Linked DNA regions of Homo sapiens: region 2 is linked to region 1. Evidence: chromatin loops called from intact Hi-C (ENCODE). Cell type or tissue: endothelial cell of umbilical vein. All regions are shown on one strand. Each heading gives the region's core, and the rest is flanking DNA. Links, peaks and the distances in the headings are about the cores only. Region 1 has its middle 170 kb from the start of ARL4A. Region 2 has its middle 40 kb from the start of ARL4A.

Region 1 (5,386 bases), core at 208-5,207:
CGGGCTGCAAGGAGGTACAGCCAGGGCTGCATGCTGTACAGAGCCAATGGGAGCCAGGGACGAGTGGGAGCCCCGCTCCTGCAGGTGGGGTGGGAGCTCCCAGGTGCATCTGCAGCCTCCCTTCTGCAGCTGTGAACTCAGGCATTTCTGCACTCTCAGGCACCTGGGATGGTCCCCTGCCCTACCACAGACTTGAAAGTGCCTGCTTCCACTGCCTGGCTTCTCCCTGATGTCAGCCTCCCTACAGACTTTGGGTGCCAACAAGCAGGGGAGGCAGGCCAAGGAGGGACTGAGGACAGCCTGGTACTGGCCTGCAGGCATGCCTTGGCATGAACAGTCTGGGTGCCATTAACAAGCAGCAGGAAGCAGACAGGCTCCTAGGCCGAAGGGGGCTGGTCCTCAGTGAAGCCCAACCTTCAAACCAGGGAGAACCTGAAGCCTGGGGGTCAGGCCACCAGTCCCACAGACCGGAGTGGAAACTTGTGGTGCTTTTCCCTCGGTCTGCCCATGCCACCCATGGACTAATCAGCATGTACTTCTTCCCCTCTGAGGCCCATAAAAACCCCAGACTCCGCCAGACTCAAGCACAGGACAGAGAGACTATGGGGAGATGATGGGACAACCAGCTGCAGAGAGGAGCTGCCCACCCCAGAGTCTCCTCTGTGCTGAGAGCTGAGGAGAAGACAGGATAACCAGCAGCATAGAGGAACTTCCCTCTCTGCTGAGAGCTGAACACTCGACAGGACGACCTGCCTACAGAGAGGAGGTGCCCACTGCAGGTCTCCTCCGAACTGTTCTATCACTCAATAAAGCTTCCTCTTTGTCTTGCTTACTCTCCACTTGTCTGCATACCTCATTCTTCCTGAACTCAGGGCAAGAATTCAGGATCTGCTGAATGGCAGTGCTAAAACAGCTATAACACAAGGCTAAACACACCCCTTGCTTGCCACATTGCGGGCAACAAAAAGAAGAGAAGAGAGAAGGAGAGAAGAGAGAAGGAAGATAGAGCTGAGGCCCTTTGGGGATCCCAGACTTGGGAGCTTCTCAAGCCAGGGCTGTGAGTCCCTCTTTCGGGCCCTGCAATTCCTGGAGTCTCCAAGCTTCCAGGCACCACCACATTCCCTGGTTCTAGCCATGGAAGTTGCTTGCAGTGTGCCTGGTCCAGCTGCAGCCTCATAGTAAGCCAGCACCTATACCAGCACCTGGAACCGCCCACCCCACTACAGCAGCCAGCATGCCTGACTGTGTGCAGTGGTCGGACCCTCACGCTCACTTGCTTACACACCTCTCATCACTCCAGTCCAATTTCTTCAGAGTTGTGACCAGTAATGCAAGCTGAGCATAGCCTGCCAGAGTGAGTGGGCCCAGCGGGCCGAGCAGAACTCGGGCAAAGGCACCACTGGTCACAGAAGTTTCTGGCTGGAAAAGCAACATTCCAAGGATCTAGTAACACCAAGAGCCCACTTGGTACTCCACCCTCCATGGCCAAGCTGGTACCTGATTTTTGATTCTTATGAAGATGCTTTGTTTGTGTGTAGTTGGTTGCTAAATTTGGTGTTCCTGCAGGCAGGACAATTAGTGGAGACTTCTATACAGCCATCTTGCTGTGCCCCTACCCTACATGTTAATTTTTATTTATTTTTTATTTATTTTCTTTTTGAGACAGAGTCTCGCTCTGTTGCCCAGGCTGGAGTGCAGTGGTGCAATCTTGGCTCACTGCAACCTCCACCTCCCGGGTTCAAGTGATTCTCCTGCCTCAGCCTCCTGAGTAGCTGGGATTACAATCACCCACCACCACACCCAGCTAGTTTTTGTGTTTTTAGTAGAGACGGGGTTTCACCAGGTTGGCCAGGCTGGTCTCGAACTCCTGACCTCAGGTGATCCACCCACCTCGTCCTCCCAAAGTGCTGGGATTACAGGCGTGAGCCACCATGCCCAGCTCCATGTTAATTTTTAAATCAGGTATAATCATTAACTTTTAGTCTGGAAATGGACTTTTAGTTTTAGACCATAATATGAGGTACACCCATTTTTCTATTTTATCATTTCAAGCAAACTTTAGTGAACATGGCAACATTGTAAACATGATTATGAGTCCTTGGTAAAGGCTGGGTGTGATTGCTCACCCCTATAATCCCAGCACTTTTGGAAGCAGAAGCAAGAGGATCACTTGAAGCCAGGACTTCAAGGCCAGCCTGGACAACACAGCAAGACCCCATCTCTACAAATAATAGTAATAAATACTTAGCAACGAATGTAGCATATAGTGAGTAGTCAATAAATGTTTTCTGAGGAAATGGATTAACGACTATGTTTGCTCAGAGTATGCAGGGCTGCAAAACGTAATCAGCCTAAATGGTACGAGCTATCTGATATGCATATACTGTGTAGTACCAATACATATCTCCTTTATATTTTTTTGTAAAATGACAGGTTATGTTATTTGGGAGCAGTGACTCTCAAGCTAGGTAGCACTTTGTAATCCATCACCTGAGAACCTTTAGGGAAAACTACAGATCAGGCATTGGTTTTTTAAAACTCCCTAGGTGATTCTACTGTGCAGAGAAGTCTTATATTGTAGTGTACTACCCAGATTATACACCAAACTGGAACGTTAAATCAGAATCTCTAGAAGTAGGGCATGGGCATCAGCATGTTCTTAAATTCTCTAGGTCAATATCTGTGTGAAGACCAGATTAAGAACCACTGAAAAGGATTTCAATTCTCCAACCCATTCATTTTACAGGTGAGGCTGATTGAAGCCCAACAGCTTAATAGTCTTGCCTGTAATTAAATGGCTAATTAGAATCTGTGTTAGCACTCAGTCCACATTCAGCATAAGAATGCGAAATATGGAAGAAACCATTGTAAAGGAGAAAGACATATTTCAGACTACCAAGAATATATGAAAATGGACCATCATTTAGAATCTTCTAGAAGAGCAAGCCAATTATGCACCTTATCTATTTACTGCTTCCACTCTCTGATGATTATGAAAAGTCTTTCAACTAAATTTAGAGAGAGCCTTGGGACTATGAGTGTTACACCCTGAGGAGTCCTCTGCCCCAGTTATGGGTCCATTAATGTGTTAATGGCTGGAGTTTAACAGAATGAAAACAATAGGAAAAGAGAAGATATATCTTTAGCGGACTGGCTGTTCTGTGCTGGGTTTCCTGTGTGGAAAATCAAACGACTTGCAACTAATTGTTTGTGTGCAAAAGTCTTTGGCAGTGATGCCAACAAAAGCACTGGATAGTGTGTCTGCTCAAAGCAAAACACGTCAAATTATGTATTCAGCAAATCCTTATTATCAGAACCTGGGTCATGTGAGTTATTTGCTTTTTAGTTATGCTTCAGGAGGCCCTTCCTGTGAACATAATGTCTGGCCTGTTAAACACATAGCTGCCAAGACAGAGCCACAGGTGACCATGACTTGGCAACTGATAAAACACCAGCCACACTGGAAATAATAAAAAATGGACAGGATTTTCCATCTGGTTTTCAATACAGATAGACAGCACAAAGAGTTTCTTGAAGAAAATTGATATTTACAATCGAACATAATGCCCGATACATTTCCCCACATTACCAAGCTGATACTTAAAATTTGGGAATCTTTTATTCCAAATAACTAATTTAAAAGTCTATATAAATACAATATTATGGCTAAATAATAAATTGTTATATTCTTTTCCCTTTTCCCTTATTTCTTCTTATGCTTTTAAAGACTTGTTGCTAATGTTTATATTCTCCCTAAACTTTGGAAAATGGCATGTAGAATGTGTGTACCAAGAATTTTACAAGTACATAGTCAAACTTCTCCTTCTGTCTCACTCTCCGCCACAATACATGACAAATGGGATGCTCACAATTTGTCATTCACCTAACAATATCAACTTTTGCACTGATTCTCTCTTAACAGTATGTATTTCTTCATCAGTTGGATCTCTCAAACCCCGAGACACTCATGTAAACTCAAACCTTATTGGAGCTACCACTTTGTAATTTTCACCTTACATCATATTCTGCACATGATCACATCTCATACTATATATTTCATCTCATATAAATCCTCCAAATGAATATATGCATATATATATATGTGTGTGTTTTTCATATACATATATGACAAAGAGCATGTGAGCAAGCTCTCGCACCTGTGAACAAGCTATCCCTGTTCTCTGGGGTTTTAAATTCCAGCCCCAAGATGTGGTGACTGAAAACCAAGACCAGTGCCAGGGAAACGATGTCCTATTCCAGGCTCTGCCACTTTATAGGCGAGCCAGATGGAACAATTTTAGGGCTCTATTTTCTTCATCCATAAAATTGGAATAAAAATGTTAACAGCCTATTTTTCAGACTTGTTAAGATCAAGTGAGCTAATGGTCATGAAGGTATCTTTAAGAGGCATGTAATTGATATTCTTGTGTCATAAAGAAGAATTCCCGTATAGTGAGCTTAAATTACCTTATAGTTTAAAAGGAAACTTAGAATAAAACGTCTCTTACAACTAAATGCAAAAATTCATTCTTGTTATCTGGCAAATGGCCATTAGTTTCTGCTTCAATACATTTAGTTATGGGAACTCTTTATGTCAGAAAGCAACACATTCTAATCTTAATAATGTGCATTTAACCATGATAGTGAAAAGTAATGTGACATCTCTAATACCAACCCCTGTTCTCTGACATTTTAAATTCCATTCTCCAAGGTGTGGTGACTGAAAACCAAGACCACTGCAAGGAAAACTTGTCCTATTTCAGGCTTTATAAATTGACAAATTTATAAAGCTTAAATGGACATATATATATATATATATATATATGTATATATACACACTATATATATGTATATGTATTAAATTGATATATATACACAAATTTTTTAATTGACAGAATTCTCAATTTGATATTGAGAAAACAAAACAACGTAAATTGTTTCTTTGTGTGTGCTTGTCATTAGCATCAAAAGATAGGCAGTTTAATTATATCTAAGCCTCCTATTCAAAAAAGAAAAAACCTATTAAAAGACCACAAGCGTAAAGACAAGATTTTCCATTCTGAAACTTCAACTCCTACACTCTGGGATATTAGAGGATGAATCTTGAAGTGATTTCTACATTTAGCAAAACTAGGTTTAGCCTAAGAATAGTAAATAAATGGCAACAATCTTAAGAGATAGTAAGAAACTAAAGGCCAAAAGAAATGTTTGAGTACTGATGTCTATAAAAGATAACTGGTATTATGGCCAATAACCATATAATAAGTACTTAACAGATTAATCATCAGAGAAATGGAAATTAAAACTATAATTAGTTATCAATACACAATGGAATGTTTAATAAAAATAACAATACAAAGCAATTGTGAGCATATAGAGCCACTGG
Region 2 (5,386 bases), core at 283-5,282, 130 kb after region 1:
GTCTTCCTTGACCAGTATTTCCCCATTTCCACCAGCCCCCAGCTTCTGTTAACTACCATTCCACTCTCTGTTTCTATGAGTTTCATTGTTTTAGATTACACATAGAGTGAGAACATGTGGTATTTCTCTTCCTGTGCCTCGCTTACTTCACTTAGCATAATGTCCTTCACGTACATCCCTGTTGTTGCAAATGACAGAATTTCTCTCTTATTAAGGTGAATAGTTGTTTTCCATTGTGCATATGTACTACATTTTATTTATCTATTTATTTGTTGATGGACACTTAGGTCCATTCCACAACTTAGCTAACTCTCTTTTCCAGCCCAGGCTTATGATGTCTCCCTGTTCCTCAGTGTTTGCATAATGATGGATTAAAAAAATTACAATAACAGGTGACATTTGGTGGAAAGAGGACTGTAGCTAGAGACATAACATATGGATAGATGTCCTAGATCTGTCAATTAGAAGCTGCATAACTTTAAGCATATAATTTTTTGTGCTATGGTGGCTTTGAGTAAAAAAGAAAAAAAAAGTTTGCTAAGAATGGGAGGTCTTATAGGAACTTCAGTTTACTCTTCTATAAAATGTGATTTTTAAAATTCTCAATTTAGGGTGAAGAGAGAGTTCTTGGGAGGTGCTGTTATGAGATGAAATTCTGTATGTGAAGTACCAGTACAACCTTGGCACATTACAGTTCAGTGGAACTCAGAGGTTTTCTCCAGGGGGGGGTCTATGAATGCCATGATTAGTTAGCCAAGATCCCTGTCTTCGTGGACTGTACCTTCTAGAGACTGTGTCGGTTATTTGGAGGAGTAACTGAAATAACATACTTCAAAGTGCTTGGTAAACTAAAGACTTTTTCATGTGTTGTTTTTTAAATTAAAATGTCCTCTCAAAAATATAACTTCAGGCTTGTACATTTATCAGATGTCAGTCCTCTTCACTTGTGGTAATTTCATACAGAGTAATAACAAAATTGCTGAGAGATTCAAAATCCAAATATAGAAGGCAGCAGTTGCTTATTTAATGCAATGAAATGCTAATCCTTGCATTTTTTATTGTTTTATTTGTTTTAGTCTTTATAATCCCAAGTATAGTGCTAAGTCTTTTGGAAATAAGAAAGAAACTAAAAGAATATATCTATTTTTAGCTTTCTGCTAAGCTATTTCTTGCTCTCCTGTAGTTATTCCAAAATTGGTTGCAGTTTTATTTAAATAATTCTAAGAGGAAAAAAATAAACTTGTAAAATAGAATATTAAATGCACACTACCAAATTTAATTGATTTTTAATGCAAATATAAGTAGTACAGGCCATGCTAAACGTTTATTACCAACTGTTTGCAAAACAATCTGTTTACCCCATTCCGAGCTTCAACCTGCCTTAGACCCTGCTCAGGTAGCCCGACACCCAAAGAGGGCAAGATAGGCTTCCTCCCACAACACTCAGGCTGCCTGTTGGCTCAGCTGGGGCCACCCATTGTCTGGCTAATGGAATCCTGGAACCCAGCCAGAGCTGCAGCCTGCTTGCGAGGTTTAGTTCTGTTTTTGTTTTTAATGATCACACACATTTTGGCCTAAACTGCAAACAGAAGATAGTGGGGCGGGAGTGGGGCGGTGGTGGGGAAGAGGGGCGGGAGTGTAGTCTTATTTTATTTAGAAGAGGAAATCCAAAAAAGTGAGCTCTGAATACAGTTTTTTATGTTGTAAGAAATAAGTTTAGGTAAATGATTGAAATCGAAAACATGGCAAAGAAAGAAAGAAAAAATGGAAGAAGCCCAGCATCTCAAATTGTATCACAACAAACTGTCAGAAATATCACCAATAAATACACAGCCTTATGAGTAGACTCAAATTTTTAAATTACCAAAAATAAAAAAGTCAGCCTGGGCTGGGTACAGGGGCTCATGCCTGTAATCCCAGCACTTTGGGAGGATGAGGTGGGCAGATCACGAGGTCAGGAGTTCGAGACCAGCCTGGCCAACGTGGTGAAACCCCATCTCTACTAAAAATACAAAAATTAGCCGGGCGTGGTGGCATGTGCCTGTAATTCCAGCTACTCTGGAGGCAGAGGCAGGAGAATCACTTGAACACGGGAGGCAGAGGCTGCAGTGAGCCAAGATCACACCATTGCACTCCAGCCTGGGCGACACGAGCGAAACTGTCTCAAAATAAAATAACAAAAAATAAGGCCTGAAAATAAAAAGGGTTTTAATTTTGCTTACAATTTCTAGACTTTTTAAAGTTTTATGAACAGTTATTCTTTAAACTACATTCATGGTGTTTGTGTGCGTGTGTGTATACAATTTAATCACATCAAAGAATTCACATAGATGAAAACTCTAAGAAATTACCTTCCAAAGATGATGTCAGCAAGTGAAGAGGGAGTGTACATAGCTGCTTGTTTTTTAGTAAACTACAATTTAAGAGTCCTGAAAGGCAGATGGCTGGCTGTCAGGAAATGAGCTTAGTCAAAGGAAATGGGAGATGTCTGGTTCAGGGGATTTGAGGAAGGCTATTACCAATGGGTGCTTTTATTTTGCTTTCCACTCTAAGTCAGGATACATGCTTTGTTGTTCCCATGTACGAAAAAGAAATACCAAGGTGATAAGATAACATCTGGGACAGTACAGGGCTCCAAGTTTCTCTATTATATATAGAAAGCTGTTCACTTGCATCTTTCTTGGTTTGGGCCAAAACACTATGCTGGAAGAGGAGGGGAATATTAATAATGGGTTGAGCACTGATGAGAGATTGAAGCTGGGCAACTATTCTCTGGTCTAGGAATTTGGAATTGAGACACTGAAAGGCCACATTGAATCATCTGCCAGGATTTTCACAGACAGGCCAGATTCACAGGGACGTGTGATGGTGTGTCAGTGGTAGCTGAAACCCCCTACAATCCATCCCAAATTAATACACGGTCTAATTTAAAACAGTCAGCTCGCAGCTTCTGTACAAGTCCTATAACACTCCAACTACAACTACCACAAATTTTTGTTCTTTTACGCTTCCTATATGGAAATGTTTATAGGAAATTAGTCTCCAGAGACCGAAGAATATAGCAGACACACGTGGAGAAGCTGGGACAAAAAATCATGTAGCTCTAGGGAGGGAGAAAAACAGAGAGTCACTTCCTGACAAATGTCCAGTTCGCGTGAGGCCAGCTATATGTGCTGCACTTTTCTTTCATGAGAGTCCCCAGGGTGCTTACAAGAAAATTCCCAAAGCAGGTTGTGTGGGAGTTTGTAGCATGCAACCTAATAATTTCTCACCAAAACATAGATGGGACTTAGAATGAATGAGACAAAATATACTTGGAAGTGTTTTCACTAGGGAAAAACCTGTGGCTGAAGACAAGGATGTAATACCACTTTTCCAGAGTTTAGTAGTTAGTTGGCCTTAACAAAACTGGGATGCATCTTATCTCCAAGACTGAGCCATAGCCACATTCCTTGCGTTTTGTGTTACCTCCTCTGGAGGAGCCAGCAGATTTTGCCTATCTCTGGAAGTTCCAATTATTACAAGAGACTAGCATGAGTTCTAGAACTGCTCTCCCTTTGGGCTCTACTCCAAAACTGAACTTCATTAATACCTTAAAGCCCACATCCACCCATCTTCCCTTTCTCATTCACTCCATCCTACCCCACCCTGCATTAAAACTTACATTTACTCAAGAAAGCTGATTTCAGCTTACTGGTAGAAGGAAAACTATTGAAAAAAAGGTTCAGTTTAAGCTAAATAGTGGCAACAAGTGTTAACCCTTTCAGGCAAATTAAACAGCTTTAAGTGGCTTGTAAAGCCAAAGGAGCAAATTTCTATTGATGAAATTTCTATGGAGATAGTTTTGGTCGAGGCCTTCTCTCGTTTTATACTGTGCACAAAAATTGACTATTTTGTTCTGAACAAAGGCAACTCTAAGTAGACTTATGACTTAATGGAAGCAGTACTTCGATGACATGATACCTTCAAGGAAGGCCACCTTCCCAATAGGTGGAGGGAGGTGTGGAGTAGTGGAGAAAGCCAACCAAAGAGGAGTCCACTGATGCTACCTGGGCTTGAGGAGGGGTTGGGGGAGCTGCAGCAGATACGATAAGTGATGGGTCATTTTTAAAATCAGCCACTTGGATACAAAGTTGATCTGCTTTAAATGATTTAAAGTAAATCACTTGAGGATAAAAGCAGTGAGGCACCCTGGAAAGAGAACAGTCCCTACAGTTAGGAAGAAACACCAGACCCCACAATTTACTGTACAAGGGACTCTGGACACATTATTTAACCAAACCTAACCTGATAGGCAGTTTCTTCATTTCAAAAATACATAATTAGAAGATTTGAGATAGCTTGCTGCGTATATTAGACACTCAATAAATTGAAATATATAAAATAATTACTTACTATGTATATCCTGGGGGAAGAGCTAATGTCAGAGGCACAGTGAAGTAATGGTGACCTAGGGCTCGATTTTTCTCTCTTCATATTTTCTATCTAGCAGCTGGTTAGCAGTTATTACCAGAATTAACAACTTCAACAAATTCTACTTCTTCAACAAACTCTTCTTCTGACTCTAACTACAGCAACCTTTCTTTCTCTCTTTCTTTTCTTTCTTTCTTTTTCTGTCTCTCTTTCTTTCTTTCCTTCTTTCAAAACTTAAGTGTAGATAGAAATGAGCTATTTATAGCCACTACACTAGGCTGAAAATCTTGGAACCAATGTGGGTGCTGGGATGGGCCTCCAAGATTCAAGCCAATGTTAAAGGTGTATAACTAATTAAGAGGCTGGGTTCTAATAAATTACCCATTTATTTCAGCTGTGTGGGAGTAGCTATGGGGGTAAATAAAGGGGGTAAATAAGCATCAAAATGAGGAAAGGTGCAGCTGTTGACAATCTGATGACCTGCTTCAAGTCAGAAAGAAAAAGGTAAAGATTTTCTTTGCAATTAAAAAATAAGAAATTGCTGGGTGTGGTGACATATGCCGGTAGTCCAAGCTACTCAGGCGCCTGAGGCAGGAGAATCGCTTGAGCCCAAGAGTTCAAGGCTGCAGAGAGTGATGATTGCATCACTGCACTCCTGCCTGGACAACAAAGGGAGACCCCATCTCTTAAAAAAAAAAAAAAAACGAATAAGAAAGAAAACTTAAAATGATCTAAGGAGTCTTGATAACATCAATACCATAGACCTCAAATTTTCTATTAGTTTACAGAGTTATCAATTACATATTTATAGGCTATCATATTGAAAAGTAACAAAGGGCAGACAATGATTAAATACATTTTATAAAATATTTAGTCCTTCTATCCAAATAAAACTTAATATCCCTTTTCAAGTTTAATAATATGTCTGAAAGCAGTTTTGTCATATTAAGTAGAAGTAACATACCATACAGGA

The links. A loop is a pair of places that touch in the nucleus more often than their neighbours do. Peaks named below come from ENCODE experiments on the same cell type or tissue, not always from the same donor. Only the 100,000 strongest peaks of a DNase experiment are listed, where the experiment ranks them.
Region 2: it touches region 1 in a loop (9-fold over the local background); 2 of 110 quality-filtered maps call a loop at or near these places.

The regions. Positions count from the first base shown.
Region 1 is chr7:12,859,169-12,864,554 of GRCh38, reverse strand. No RefSeq gene overlaps it. Among named protein-coding and RNA genes, the nearest start is that of ARL4A, 170 kb to the right of the region's middle. In endothelial cell of umbilical vein, for the core only: no CTCF peak of the experiment used is centred there; a DNase peak (open chromatin) is centred at 3,274; H3K27ac peaks cover 1,484 bases.
Region 2 is chr7:12,725,425-12,730,810 of GRCh38, reverse strand. No RefSeq gene overlaps it. Among named protein-coding and RNA genes, the nearest start is that of ARL4A, 40 kb to the right of the region's middle. RefSeq lists an enhancer at 1,184-1,707. In endothelial cell of umbilical vein, for the core only: no CTCF peak of the experiment used is centred there; DNase peaks (open chromatin) are centred at 1,500, 2,490 and 3,130; H3K27ac peaks cover 2,526 bases.